Regions from separate parts of the Homo sapiens genome. Here region 2 is linked to region 1. The links are chromatin contacts, found by Hi-C or POLR2A ChIA-PET in ENCODE. All regions are on one chromosome and are shown on one strand. Each heading gives the region's core, a stretch centred on a gene start or an enhancer-like site at or near the end of the contact. The rest is flanking DNA. Distances are from core to core; before and after follow the strand shown. Region 1 holds the start of COPS8 (COP9 signalosome subunit 8). Region 2 overlaps LOC105373948 (a long non-coding RNA gene).

Region 1 (7,731 bases), core at 1-2,500:
TCCTCCAGGGGCCTAGAAGGCCAAAAATGAAAACAAAACAAAACAACACAAAATTTTAAAAACCTCATTTACCCTTTAACTTTCATTTTTAAAATAATATTTTATAAATGCTAATTTTAAAAGTAAGCCTTTTTAGTCTAAGACTATAAGTAATCTTATAGTCCTATTATAGATTTAGAAACAGCTTAGAGAAGTATCAAACACGAAAATTCTGAGTATTAAGTTTATATTCGTCATCAGCTTTGATTTATCTCCCTTTGGGCTTCAGTTTCTTTATACATTCAAGAATATGTAAGTGGATCCCCTTCCCCAGTTCTCAAATTCCCATTTAAATGATCTTACTATTATAAGAAACAAATTCGACAGATTCCTGAAGCATTCTGATTCTGCCCATTACATCAAGCGTCCTGAATAAGAGACAGAAAATCACCACAGCTGCGTTGCAAAGACAATTCTTTCCATTTTAACTCAACTGGAAAGTATCTATTATCTATTAGTGAGCTGCTGCTTCTGGATGTTGTCTCCTTTATTTAATTTTAAAACTAATGATATAAACCCTTTTTAAGTGTCTAAGAAAAACATTAACTTTAACAGCTGCATAACTTTCATCTGTCTTACTGAAGACAAAATGGCAAGCTAACTTGACAACATTACGAGAAAGGCTTTGTGAGTTAAAAAAAGGTTACAATGGTCACATTTTTCTTGGTGTGCGTGTGAGTTGCGGTGTGTGTGTTAGTGTGTGTGTGTATACCAAGATCTTTAATAAAACCCACTTTACTACCCTCTCCCAACCCGATACTGGGAAGGAAAGATGCCTAATTAATATGAGCTCATCGGTAGGTGCTGGAGCAAAGACGCACAGGGTTTTCGGGCTCACAAGCTGAAGACACATAACAAAAAGGTCCCGGCGAGTTCGGGGAGACCGGGCCCGGTCGGAGCAGGTTGCGGCGGTCAGGGATCCACACGTCCACCTCCCACGCCCGCCCCGTGAGCTCCCAAAGCCCGCTAGCCTCAGACCCCGTTACCCTGGAAACTGGTGCCGCCCCAGGGCCTAAGACTACTCCGCAGTTTCTCCCAGCGCGACGCAAAGGGTTACCTCGAGCTCCTGGTTCTCGCACTGATCCAGCAACTTTTTGAAACTAAAGGCGCTTTCCGCCATCACCGCCACTGGCATCTTCGCGGCCGGCCTCGCCGCTGCACCGTCCGGACAGCCAAACCCCAGACTGTCCCTCAGGCGTCGCGCCCGCGATGACGTTTAAAGCCGCCGTTGCCGCCGAGCGCCCCTGCGTACCAGACCGTCAGTTCCGGGGCGCCGTCAGACATCGCTGCGGCCGGGATAGGGCGCCGCCGTTCTGGCCGGCTTTCTCGGTGCCCTGGAGGACCTGGCCGGCTCCGCGGGAAGCTGTACTCAGAGCGCGCGGCCGCCCTCTGGCAGGGAGGAGTTCGTTGCACTTTTGAGGGTTCTTCACGAAGACATCCAATACATAGAAAACAAGTAACAGCAACAGTAACGAATTTTTAAATATTAAAATTGCTGGGGAACACGACGGATCCTGCAGCTGCTCGGCTGTCCCGGTCGTCAGTGACGCTAGGGCTCCGCACCGTACCCTGCATACCGTAGGTGCTCACGAAACGTTCGTGAGTTCCCTGCTCTGAGGAAACAAGCTTAAAAACTCAGAATCTAAGGTGTGAGTCTCCGCAAACCTGCTTGTTGGGCAGCGTCCCCCGCCCGGGCTAGCCCTGCACGCCCCACCCCGGAGCCACGCTTCTCCAGCCGGGACCCCTGCCTCCTTCCAGGCTATTCTCGGAACCGCAGCCAGAGGGAATTTTTTTTTCCTTTCCTGAAACGTAGAGCAGATCTGGTTACTCTTCTGCACAACGCCCTAAAATCTAGGGCCCTTCCCATCCCTCAGAATTTACATCTAATTCTCAGCTCCCCTCCGGCTTGCTGTAGCCATCCTGGCTTTTGTTTAGCACAGCACTTACTGTTAGTGACATTATATTGTATATTATTAACATATTTGTGTTTTACATCCCTCACTAGACCCCCAGGAAAGAGGCTTTGATGTGTTGCCTGCTGCAAGGCTGGCTGCATAATTTGTGGAGCTCAGAGAAAAGTGCGGAGCTTCCTTGTTCAAAAAACAGAAAGAAAGTGCCTCTGAGGTCATAAAATATAAAACTTTCTCTTTCCTCTCAGTTTCTCTCTTTTCATAGTGTTTTTATGTGTTATTTAATATCATTCCAAGAAAAATTTAGATTTAAATTGTTAGCATGAAGTTCACCATCCATCTTTACGTTGTGCAATGCCAGTTTTAAATACTAATATAAGTGCACTGATCTCATATGTGGAATCACAGAAATTATGCAATTTGTACTTCATAGCTTATACATGCATATAGATTTTGTTTTTACCAGAACCACGCTGGTAAAAACAGATGCTGCACAAAGTGAACTTGCCCGTTTTCATCGCACTTTACGTGCACGAATTCTACCTCTACTCTCGACCTGGGACTCACCGATGCGTAAGGAAGGACTGAAAAGCAAAAGAACTATGGACTGGCCTTTTGGCATGATCAGGTGTCTAATATAAAGAAGTGCATGAATAAGAAAATATATGATATGAGTGATGGTTAATACTGACTGTCAACTTGATTGGATTGAAGGATGCAAAGTATTGATCCTGGGTGTGTCTGTGAGGGTGTTGCCAAAGGAGATTAACATTTGAGTCAGTGGGCTGGGAAAGTTCGACCCACTGTTAATCTAGATGGACACCATCTAATCAGATGCCAGTGCAGCTAGAAATGTAAAGCAGACAGAAAAATGCGAAAAGAGAGACTGGCCTAGCCTGCCAGCCTACATCTTTCTCCCACGCTGGATGCTTCCTGCCCTCGAACATCAGACTCCAAGTTCTTCAGTTTGGGACTTGGACTGGCTCTCCTTGTTCCTCAGCTTGAAGACTGCCCATTGTGGGACTTGTGATCATGTGAGTTAATACTTAATAAACTCCTCTCTCTCTCTCTATATATATATATATAAATATATATATCCTATTAGTTCTGTCCCTCTAGAGAACCATGACTCATACAATATGGTTTCTTCATGCTTCTTAAGACACCATTGCCTTCTTTCTGCCTTCGAAACAAGTTTACTCTCTTAAGGGGAAAAGTGCGGCCTTTTGGGGTGTCAGCACCCAGCTCCCTCAGTTGTAGATACAGCACGAGTACCTTGTGCTCACTTTGAGTCTTGCTGGCCTCGCAACATCAGGGGTCCACAGGGAATTCAGTGTGCATGGTGCATTATGAATGCTGTATGGAACATCAGTGGCCACACGTAGAGGCCCGTTTCCCTGGCTCATGCTCCATTGTCTTAATGGACCTCACTTACAAACCACAAGTTTACAGATAAAATTATTAAGCATTTCAAGACAGAGACAGCCATCCTTGATTTTTTTTTTTTTTTTGGCGTAATCCACAACATCTCTGTGTGGAAATGATTGTTTAGTAATTCCCTGAATGAAATGTAAAGAAAAAAAAAAACACTTGTGTGTTCCTCAAGGAACTGCCAACATTAAATAGAAGGGCACATAAGTAGTTAGCAGAACTAGAGAGATCTTGGAGTAATAAAGCAACAGAGTTTCATCCACGGCTGCAAGGAAGAGAAGGACTGAGGGCAGTATGATTCTAAGATCACTTGACAGAACTATGAGGAGCAGGATTTTGAAGCTTGTAATAATGGTCTCTAACCCTTTTCGGGCAAAGAAATATTCAATAGAAGCCCTGCTTGGCTATTTGATCATTTAAAGGGAAAACTATAATGTGAACGCTTTGGCAGGTGCTTTGGGCCTCTAAGAGGTGGAAACCTACAAAGGTGGCTGTTTGCTGAATAGGAAATCCCGGTGAGGCTTTTGATACATATCACAGGTTAGAGGTGGAGATGGGGTGTCACTTAAAGGACTAAGCTGTTCTTTGGAAGGCCAGTACAGGAATTTGGGAGTTGGAGCCTGGATGCCAGAGAGGGTAGGAGGAGAGTCCTTGGGGGGCAGAGAGGAGTCTCTGGGAGCAGTTGGGGTCTAAGGTGAGACCCTGGCCTGGACACTGGGAACTCCAAGTGGCAGTGAAGCACTGAAGCGTCTTCAGGGCTGTGATGGTTGACATTCAGTTTTAAGTTGTCACTGTACTGTGCTGGAGCCACCTTTCCCCCCAGACTTTTGATAGTAAATGAGAGAAGTGAAGGGGGACAGGAAAGAGCAGTGTGGTGTAAAAGGCTGTCATCTCCGGAGGTGCGACTCAGAAGAGGGATCGAGACTGGGAAGAAGCAAGAAAGTCAATGAGAGGCACCCACAAGGACCCTCTGTTCCTGGAGATGCTGGCTTTGGAGTGGGAAGGACTGCGTTTCTCTCTGCTCTTGCAACGAGGGATGGGGTCAGCGTGCTGAAGGGAATCATGCACTCCGGAGGCTATAGGATGGGGGTCTCAGACCCATTACCACACCTGGTCTTCTCCTTGTGCAAACTGGCCCTTGTCCCATAACTCTTCTCTGGGAGAAGCACAGTGATTGAGGAGGTTGGAAATTGTACTAGGATGGCTGATGCAGTTTGGATGTTTGTCCCCTCCAAATCTCGTGTTGAAATGTGATCCCCAGTGTTGGAGGAGGACCTCATGGGAGGTGATTGGATCATGGAGATGGATCTTTCACGAATGGCTTAATGCCATCCACTTGGTGATGAGTGAGTTTTCACTCTAGCAGTTCACGTGATATCTGGTTGTTTAAAAGAGCACGATATCTCCTCCCTCTGTCTTGTTCCCTGTCTTGCCATGTGGCATGCCTGCTCCCCCTTCACCTTCTACCATAATTGGAAATTTACTGAGGTTTCCCAGAAGCAGAAGCCGGCACTATGCCTCCTGTACAGCCAACAGAATCATGAGCCAAAATAGACCTGTTTTCTCCATAAATTACCCAGTCTCAAGTATTTCTTTATAGTAACGCAAAAATGGACTAGCACAATGGCTAATTCAAAACTCTGAAATTTGACGTTTTTTGGTCCTATTTTCTGCCCTTTCAAAGTCTTCTTCTCCATTTGCTCCTGGGAACTATAGAGTCATTTATTATGAATAAGGTCCCTGAAGAAGTGATGTCACAAGGGCCTCAGGTGTGCTCCCGCCAGTTTCACACTGGTTGCCCATTTGCTTCGGGATCACAGTTTCCATGGCTGGGTCTAGGACCACATGATCTGTCTGATTCATGTCGTGAAGAAACCACAGCAAGCATTCATCAAGTGGCCCATCTCCCTTCCTGGGGCTCTTTGGCCCATGAACCTGCTCTTGAAGCTCTGGGATGTGGATGAGTCGGCCAGTGTGGGAGAAAGAGTGGGAGAGGAGAACGGATGATGAGCCCGGGTCACCTCTGTGCCCACAACACTCCCATTGTGTCGGTCTGGATTGTAGCAGGAAACATATGGAATACTCAGTGTATTCATCTGTTTTCACACTGCTGTAAAGAAATACCCAAGACTGGGTAATTTATAAAGGAAAGACGTTTGATTGACTCACAGTTCAACATGGCTGAGGAGGCCTCAGGAAACTTACAATCATGGCAGAAGGGGAATCAGGTACATCTTACATGGAGGCAGGTGAGAGAAGAGCAAAGGAGGAATTCTCAAACACTTATAAAACCGTCAGATCTCGGCCGGGCGCGGTGGCTCACGCCTGTAATCCCAGCACTTTGGGAGGCCAAGGTGGGCGGATCATGAGGTCAGGAGATCGAGACCATCCTGGCTAACATGATGAAATCCAAAAAAATACAAAATTGGCTGGGTGTGGTGGCACACACCTGTAGTCCCAGCTACTCAGGAGGCTGAGGCAGGAGAATCCCTGGAACCTGGGAGGTGGAGGTTGCAGTGAGCCAAGATCGCACCACTGCACTCCAGCCTGGGCAACAGAGTGAGACTCCATCTCAAAAACAAACACACACACACACAGAAAAACCCCGAAACCGTCAGATCTCATAAGAACTCACTATCATGAGAACAGCATGGGAGGAACTGCCCCCGTGATCCAATCACCTCCCTCCCTTGACACATGGGGATTACAATTCGAGATGAGATTTGGGTGGGGACACAGAGCCAAACCATATCTCAGATTGGGCAATTTGAGGAAAATTTAATAAAATGGCTATTTACAAAGGTATTGGCAAGATACTGGAAAACTACAAAGGATAGTACCCCAGGGCTCACAATAGTTGACATCATTACCACCCCTAGAGTTTAAAAAGTGCACGAAGGGGAGTTCCACTTCTGTGGAGACACTTCCCACTGAAACAACCATAGCTGGAGAAAATTTCTAAGAAAACTTAAAAGTTTCTGGAAATTATCTTAAAGGTATATAAAAAATGAAAAAAAAATTTATTCAATAAAATCTATCACAACTTGGTAAGAACAGAGAGAGTGTGTGGCATTTGAGCCATAATCTGCTCTTTCCAGCCCCGCACCTAGCTCAGCTTCATAGAAGCTCCACTGTGGGTGGATGTGGTCAAGAAGATGGGGCTCACTCTCCCTTCCTCTATCAAACAAGGGATAAGGTGTCTCACAAGAAGGCGAAGGTTGCAAGCATTTCTCATCCACTCCAACTCCAAGTTTAACGCTAAATTCTAGCTAACTGTGGCCAAGAGGCAGGAGGCTCCCTTCCTCCACCAAGCTCCCACTCATGGATGGAGACTATACACTAGGCATAACAGGTCTGGAATACAGGGGTCCTAATTGCCCTCACTCCAGCTTGCTTTCTGGGGTAAACATATATTCTGTGTCCAGTAGAAAAGCTGAGAAGATCAGAGGCTACCATTCCTGCCATGTGCCAGAGTAATGGCTCTGGCATCCAAAAACCAATCAGTGTAATAAGCCATATCAACAGAATAATGGATCAAAACACACGTTCATCTCAATAGATGCAGAATACATATATAAAACAAAATCCAACCTCCTTTTATAATAAAAACACTTACTGAACTAGGGAGAGAAGGGAACGTCTTCAAACTGACAAAAGACACCTATATAAAACCTGCAGTTAACATTACATTTAATGGTCAATGACTGATGGCTTTTCTCTATGATCAGGAGGAAGACAAGAATGTCAGCTTTTGCCATTTTTATTTAACAGTGTACTACAGGTTCTATCCAGTGCAATTAGGGAAGAAAAATAAATGGAAAGCATCCAAATTGGAAAGGAAGTAGTAAAGCTATATCTATTAAAGATGACATGATCTTGTATATAAGAAATTCATCAAAAAAGAAAAAAAAACAGGTAGAACTAATTGTGAAAGGAAAATAAATCTTGGTATCCTAAACTTACTAAGCCAAAGGGAAAAGTCAGGCTGGGAAGTGGGTCATGCAAGCCTGCCTCCCATTTTGGTTCCTAAATAAGATGGCTACACACGTGAAAAGCTACACACCTCCCCTGTGGGCCCCAAGATCTTTACCCTAAAGCATTTATGTTAAAGTTCACCATGGCAATGTAAATTAATAGCTTATCTTCACAGGTGCGGGGACATAGGGCATAACTCAAAGCGATCCCTCTGCCCACCTGAAACAAATGCATATCTGATTTTTTCCTCTCCCCTATCCTCTGTGTTATCTTAAGTAAAAATGCATATTCACAGAGCCAAAGACACGAATGACTCTTTTCCTCCCCCGCAACATGAAAATTGTGCATTTCTCAATATCCCACACTTTCCCCTTTA
Region 2 (7,731 bases), core at 3,811-6,310, 350 kb after region 1:
GGATTCCTTTAAGTGTTGGGGTCTCAATAGCCCCTTGGACTTCTCATCTTTGGGCTACTGGGCCTAACACACTTTGGCCCTTAGAGGAGATGCTGTAGTTGTGTGTGTGTTTGTTTTGTTTATTCTTAAAAGCAGCTTTATTGAGATTCATATGCATACCCTACAATTCACCCAATACACTTTTAAAGTGTACAGTTCAATGGGTTTTTGGCATATTTGCAGATAAGTTTCATCATCACCACCATTAATTTAGAGCACTTTCAACACCTCAAAAAGAAATCCTGAACCCTTCAATTATCAACACCTTACCCCTCTTAAGCAACCACTAACCTCTTTCTCTGGAGATTTGCCTATTCTGGACATTGCATATAAATGGAATCATGGAATATGCAGTCTTTAGTGACTGGCTTCTTTCACTTAGCATAATGCTTGCAAGGTTCATTCATACGGTAGATTTATCAGTACTTTATCCCTTTTTATGGCTGAATAGTATCCCATTGAATGGATATAACGTGCTTTATGTATCTATTCATCAGGTGTAGACATTTGGGTTTTTTATACTTTATGTCCATTATGAATAATGCTGTCATAACATTTATATACAAGTTTTTGTGTAGATCTGTTTTCATTTCTCTTGGATATAACACCCAGGAGTGGAATGAATGGGTCACATAGTAATTCTGTGTTTAATCATTTGAGGAACTTCCAGACTGTTTTTCAAAGTGGCTGCACCATTTTCTATTCCCTCCAGCAGTGTATGAGGGTTCCGATTTCTCCAGGTCTTTGCAAACACCTGTCACCATCTGACATATCGATGTGTTTTGAGTGATGTCCTAGGGATATCTAAGGATAGGAGAGTCCCACAGAACATGAGAAGTGAGCTCAGACTCCAAGGTGGGGATCACTATCCATAACTCACAGCCTTCCCTGCAGATTCCACCAGCCATATCCCATCGGTAGCTTCCCAGATTCCTACTGCCCATTCATCCCTTCCTCAGCTTCTTTCCTTGGATCCCAGTTCACGCTTTGGCGCTTCCTGCTTTTGAAAGCTCCTGTGTGTATCTGACTCTGGTCAGTCCTGACATTGCCCTCAACAGCACACTGCAGATGTGGGCACACACACACAGCCCACACGACTAACCAGCAAGGTGGGCTTCCCCCCAGCCACCCCCTGCCCTGCCACATACACACCCACCAGTGGAGAAGGCAGGAACAATGCTAAAACCCAGCAAATGCTTTCATCTGAACAGGCATCAGCTCTGTACTGGGCTGAGTCTGAGTGGATAGAAGAGGATGAGAGAAGAAAGTTGCAGGGCTCTGCTGACAAAGCACAGGTGAGACTTTCCATCCATGGTGATGTCAGCTGGTGGGGGCAAGGCAGGCGGGGCTCTCAGGCTGTATTCATTCCTGTTTAGCCACCTTGGTGAAAGTTCACGGATAATGCTGATTGAATTATTTTGCAAAAGGAATTCAAACTTTCTGGATTTTACTATCAACTTGAACTGTGTATCATGTTTCCCCTTTTAAAAAGCATTACTGCTGATAGGATTCTTTTAATGGAATTATCATTGACCTCTGGTTCAGTTAGACTGTTTGTATGAACTTTCAACAAAGTTACAAAGGAGCGTTGCCCGGCACCCTCACACGTGGCCCCACAGTGACCAGGGCCACCTGCAACCGGGCTGCCCTAGCAAAGGGAGGAATCTGGAAACAAAGAAAATGGTCCTAATCCTTGAGAAAATTGGACCACAGCCTTTCCCAAGGAATATCCTTCAGAGCAGTAATTCCATAGGCCGGCGATAGGTAGTGAGTAACCAAGAGCCCGGTGCTCAAGCAGGCGTATAAATCACTGATTAAACACAACTTAAGTAGGTTTATTTACAGCAGCTTTTTTTTCTTTTAGTTTTTAATACTACAATGTGAATTACGAATCTCCAGGAGGAGAATATAATATGCGCTGTTTCCGAAGCTCATCTGACTACAAACTGTGTTTTAAAGAATGTCTGGTAGGACTGCGTTTTCATGGAACACATTTTAACACTAAATTACATATTAGTAATACAAACTGGAGACAATGAAATTTCATGACACTTTCCAAATGAGAAGATAGAGTCTGTCCTTCTTGTGCTTGGATCTCAGCCTAGCTGCTCTGTTCTGCCTGTGTAGTGACTGTATAATATATAACATATTTGATGTAATTCTATTGCTTGAAGAATATTGATGCCCTGATTTTGTAAACTTCATAAGGCATCATTGTACAGATACAGCGTTTTGTGTCAAATACCATGCTTTGTAAAGAAACAAGTTTCTTCTCCATCATGCAGTTTAGAGTGTTCTTCCCCATTCCCGGGACTTCTGCAAATGCCATTCAGAGTGGGAACATAGGAAAGCAACATTGTCACCTCACGGTGCAATCACAGCCTTTAGGTGTCATTCCCAGGAGGGTAGGATGAGTAACTGACAAGAAACGTGAGAAGCTTCATTTTCTTAGTAGAGAGCAGCAGGCAAAGCTATGGCTCTCAATGCTAATTTTCTGGGTGGCCACAACAGACCAGTTCCCGTGGGTCCCAGCCTATCAGGAGAATGGCTTCCAGAGTTGACCAACCCACAGACATCCATGGGAAATGCATGGAAACCTGTCAAATTAATGAAATTGATAGATGACACAAAACTGGGAAGAAAGACCAATGTACTATGTGACTGTATTCGTTTCCTTGGATGTTGTAACAAAGTACCACAAAGGGGTAGCTCAAAGCAACGGAAATTTACGCTCCCACAGTTCCAGGTGACAGAAGTCTGAAATCAAGGTGTCTGCAGGGCCACCTCCCTCTGAAGGCTCTAGGGGAGGATCCTTTCCTGCCTCTTCCTGGTGTCTGGGGGCTGCCAGGAATCCTTGGCATTCCTTGTCTGGCAGCTCCATCACTCCAATTTCTGCCTCTGTCATCACGTGGTATCAACACCTCCTGAGTGTCTCTGTCTCTGTGTCCACACTTCCCTCTTATTTTTATTTTTTATTTTTTTGAGACGGAGTCTCACTCTGTTGCCCAGGCTGGAGTGCAGTGGCATGTTCTCGGCTCACTGCAAGCTCCGCCTCCTGGGTTCGAGCAATTCTCTGCCTCAGCCTCCCGAGTAGCTGGGATTACAGGTGCCCACCACCACGCCCAGCTAATTTTTGTATTTTTAGAAGAGACGGGGTTTCACCATCTTGGCCGGGCTGGTCTTGAACTCCTGACCTCGTGATCCACTCACCTCGGCCTCCCAAAGTGCTGGGATTATAGGCATGAGCCACCACGCCCAGCCCCATACTTCCCTCTTCTTATAAGGATACCAGTCATTGGAATAGGGCCCACCCTGTTCTGGTATAACCTCATCTTAACTTGATGACATCCACAAAGACCCTATTTCCAAATAAGGTCACATTCACAGGTACACAGTTGAAGGTGGAACATGTATTTTTGGGGGACATAACTCAGTACAATGACCAAGGGAAAGTCTAGAAACATCTTGATAACTGGAGCGAAGAATAAATGTAGAGAAAGACATTCAATAGTGATCATTAAAAAATGTGCACTTGGGTTCAGACATACACTTAAATGTGTACAGAGTGAAAAAGATGTGACTGAGAGAGGCATGCACGTGAGAAAACTTAGGCACCTTCACAGACTGCAGAGCTGCTAGGGACTGAGCCATCTCCTGCTGGTTAACGATGCCCTGAGCATGATGTCTGGATCACCTCAGCTCCATTACAGAAAATCCAAATCCAAAGTGCCAGGTTTAGCTACAAACACGAGGCCTTAAGGACACTAGTAGACTGAAGGAGGTTCAAAGAGCATGTCCAGGAAAAGTTCAAAATCCACCATACATGAGAAGCCATGGAAAGAAAAGATGGTGAGAAGCAGAAGGGGAAAACCCAAGACTTCAGGAGAACGAGAGAACCATCTTCAAATACTTACAGGGCAGCCGTACAGAGCAGGGTGTGGACCAATTTCCTGTGCCTGCAGATTTAGGGTCAATGACAACAGGGGGCTGTATGGGGGGCTTCAAAATACATTCCAATTTGGAGGCTGTTGAAATAGAAGAGCCTCATATGGGAATTCATGTAGAGAGGGCCTCCACGCCCAAAAGCCTGGCATTGTCCTTGATTCAGGAAAGAATAAAACTTGGAGACTGGAATTGGGAAGGCTTCCTGCCTTACTCAGAGAAGGCTCTCGGCACTGCTGTCTCACAATGCTGGACTCACGCCTTCCATCCCTGGGGCTCAGGGCTGCAAATTCAGCTGAAATAATGAGGACACTTTCCCCCAATCTGAAAAGTGGCAGGGGAGGAGGGAGTAAGGAGCCCAGGGAGAAGATTTCCAAATACATGCAAATACATGCACACAGAAATACATAAATAATAAGTTGTATCTGCCTGAAAGTTACCACCTACCTCTTATTTGTTGGACATATTGGGATTCTGGGTAAGATGTTGGTTTGTTGCTTACATTTTTAAAAAACCATTGAGTCCTAGAGAAATGAACTAAATCTAACCATATGCAGCACAGTAGGATATTAAATACGTGAATGAGAAAAATACTAAAAAGTGAATGAATGGGTTAGGGAGTAAGAGAGTGAGGGAATCCCTTCCTCTGCAGGTTGCGATGGTCCCATCGTGCACCTGAAGATGGCAACTAAAGAGAAAAGGTGTCGTTTGAATCTCTGGGCCCACATAGAACCTGCCCAAAGCAACGTGGGGCTAAAGTGTTCCCTGCCATGAACTCTGGCTTAGACAGGTGGACTCCCAGGAAGGGAGGCCAGGTAACCACCAGGAAGTCACTAGCCACTTTGAGTCACTGGCTGCCACATAAGACATCCTTGGGTAGACTTCAGTGCATTTAAGGCTGGAAACTTACTCTCATGCATTATTTCTTGTAATGTCATTTACTTGTTCTCTTTAAACTTTTTTAACTCTCTGCCCCTTTCCCTCTTGTGGCATCTCTTCCAGGCAATGCAACAGAGCTTCTATTTCCTGGCAGATGGACCATGAGCCTGGGCCAGAGAATCTGGTGCTGAGCTGCTGCAGTCAGCTGAGCTGCTTACGTAACCTGAAGGCTCTCCTGGGAGGACCATGCTGTGAAAGGCAGCTCTGGTTTGCTTCCCCTCAGATAATGTTTATATGGCCTTTTGGTCAGAGAAGAAGCAAAGATAATCCCCCTGACCCTCAGGTTGAGGAGACACAGATCGGCCTTTGCTGAGGGTAGCACAGCAAATGAGGATGCATCTCCCAGCAGGTGACGTGCCCGGTCCTGTGACTCATGCCCTTTATCCCAGTAAGTGATCTGGCTCTGGTAAAGTGCCCTAGGGAGCCTTGCCTGGACAAGGAGCACCTCGTGATAGTCTGCCCTGTGCAACCCGCTGCTGTTTCTGACGAGGTTAAGCTGGATTCAAATGCTAGGTGACAGGACCTTGCCTTGCACGATGGTTTCTTACCCCACAATATTCATCTCAGGGGTGAGCAGGCTAGCAACATTCTTGGATGACATGGCCATTCTGGTGAGATGGTAAATGCCTGGGGCCTGGACTCTGAAGATCTTCACGAGGTCACTCCCGCATGACTGTCCTGAATAGGCAAAGCAGTCTGCCTGATGTAGCCACCCCACTTTCTAGGGTCAATGACCCATCTGCGGCTCCCAGCCTGGGAGTCCTAGATGCTTAGATTAGGTTCTTTTTCTCTCTTAGGGTCAAATGCAAACAAAAATGCTGTGAGACGCAGGACATCAGGGGCATCCCAGGGCCTGAATATTCTTACTCTGACCAGAGCCGGCTCCGGGCAGCTGTCAGCCATGCCTTAAAAATCAGAAGTCTGCACACTTTTTCCGTAAAGGGCCAGGTATTAAATCTTTCAGGTTCATGGGCCACATGTGGTCTCAGATGCAACTACCCAGCACTGCCATTGTGGCATGGAAGCAGCCATAGAGACTTTGTAAATGAATGGGCACGGTGGCATTCCAATAAAACTTCATTTACAAAAACAAGCCATGGGCTGGATTTGGACTATGAGTTATACTTTGCCAACACCTGGTTTAAATTAAATCTGAACTTCCCTCGGAGGTGGACATATTCCCCCTTCTAAGTTCTCTCTTTTTTTTTTTTTTTTTTTTGAGACAGAGGCTTGCTCTGTCACCCAGGATGGAGTGCAGTGGCAAAATCTCAGCTCACTGCAAATTCTGCCTCCCAAGTTCAAGAGATTCTCCTGCCTCTTGAGTAGCTGGGATTACAGGCACCCGCAACCATGCCTGGCTGATTTTTGTATTTTTACTAGAGACAGGGTTTCACCATGTTGGCCAGGCTGGTCTCAAACTCCTGACCTCAAGTGATCCGCCCGCCTCAGCCTCCCAAAGTGCTGGGATTACAGGCGTGAGCCACGGTGCCTGGCCTTGCCTTCCATTACTAACCACTTGCCTGAAATGCTATTGAAATACACCTCTTAGTGGGTGTTTGGATTTGTGGTGCACAGGGGCTGCCAGATCGAATACAGGACACCCAATTAAAATTGAATTTCAGAGAAACAGCCCAGTGGCTATTTTTAGTTTAAGTGTGTCCCTTATACTAAAACACTATTGGTTATGTATCTGAAATTCACATTTAACTGGGCTCCTATCTTTGTAATTTGCTGAATCTGTCAGCCCTGGGTGCATTAACTCTGGCTTGGGAGGTTGTGTGCAGCCAGCACAGGGACTGAAAGGGCCTGAGGATGACCCGGGGGACTTGTTCTCTCTTAGGAAGCCTCAGCGCAGATTTAGCAGGACCAATAATGGGAAGGAAGAATTGTCAAGGTGGGAGAGTGGCTGGGCATACAGCTCCTGTGACTTCACGGGACAGTGCCCGGGGATGTGAGCCAGGCCACCGAGCTGAGCTGGCAGCCCCAGGTGACCCAGAGAACTCCAGCCGGCCTGCTGTGACCCCAGCCTTCCCTGCCGCAGAGAGAAGCCAGGTCCGTCTTCCAGACTCACAGTCCACCAGCAGTTTCTGAGGTCAAAGATTGTAATCTCATCGAAGCAACGGCCTCCTTGTCACAACATTGTTACCCTCTGCTGTTTTCGTAAGAAAAAAAAAAAAAGCTGTAGATGCACTCACCATTTATCCCCATCCTTCTCCATTAATGATCAGCCTAATTATTTCAATGTGCTGCATTGGTGGTTTGGAATGTAATAGTTAAAACCTAATGAATTATTAATATGCGGATAAACGATGTTTAATGCTCAGTGATACATTTCATAAGTATAAAAACTAACTTTTAAACTTTTAGAACATTACTGGAGGCTGTTATTCCTTCTCTGTTTCAGTTAGGGAAGCTGAGGCACTGGGAAATCCAAGATCATGCATTGGTGGACTCTGTGGGGAAAACAGGATTGGAACTCAAGGAATCTAACACACCACCCTCAAAAAACAATCTAAAGCATATTTATAATGTTTTTCAATTTAATATCCTCTTTCTGATAGTTCGTTTTGACCATATTTGCTTCTTTTATTTTAGACAATTTTGAAAATGGAAAATAAAGGGAAAACAACTGCCACCAAGGGTAAAGTTGTTTAACTTTGTGATATGTTGCTTTCTAGAGTGTTTTCCCCACACAGGTATATATACATACATACAAACACTCATAGACATGTGTGCCTCTATGTGTTTATATACCTAAACTCTTGTTAAATATATTTATTTAACAAAATTGAGAGATTCTTCTCTTCCCTG

What was found. A loop is a pair of places that touch in the nucleus more often than their neighbours do. ChIA-PET counts read pairs that join two places held with the same protein, here RNA polymerase II (POLR2A).
Region 2: a map of gastrocnemius medialis shows a loop between it and region 1 (4-fold over the local background). The contact joins the enhancer-like site here to the promoter of COPS8 in region 1. A Hi-C loop is called at or near these places in 1 of 168 maps with a recorded cell type or tissue (gastrocnemius medialis). POLR2A ChIA-PET finds 5 or more read pairs at or near these places in 1 of 52 experiments (MCF 10A).

Annotation. Positions count from the first base shown.
Region 1 is chr2:237,079,408-237,087,138 of GRCh38, reverse strand. It overlaps COPS8 (COP9 signalosome subunit 8), which reads right to left and starts at 1,250. Exons shown (of 8, transcript NM_006710.5): 1 at 1,097-1,250; 2 at 1-12. The coding sequence starts at 1,174. It overlaps COPS8-DT (COPS8 divergent transcript), which reads left to right and starts at 1,318. Exons shown (of 3, transcript NR_187934.1): 1 at 1,318-2,983. RefSeq lists enhancers at 415-1,309, 1,120-1,669, 1,310-2,204.
Region 2 is chr2:236,729,805-236,737,535 of GRCh38, reverse strand. LOC105373948 (a long non-coding RNA gene) reads left to right here. Exons shown (of 6, transcript XR_924022.2): 4 at 1,904-2,006; 5 at 4,984-5,269; 6 at 5,718-6,013. Among named protein-coding and RNA genes, the nearest start is that of ACKR3, 160 kb to the right of the region's middle. Within about 2 kb of position 5,060, at least 15 of the 41 ENCODE cell types and tissues checked have a DNase peak (open chromatin) inside an H3K27ac peak, as active enhancers do; they include gastrocnemius medialis, where a contact is called at or near this core.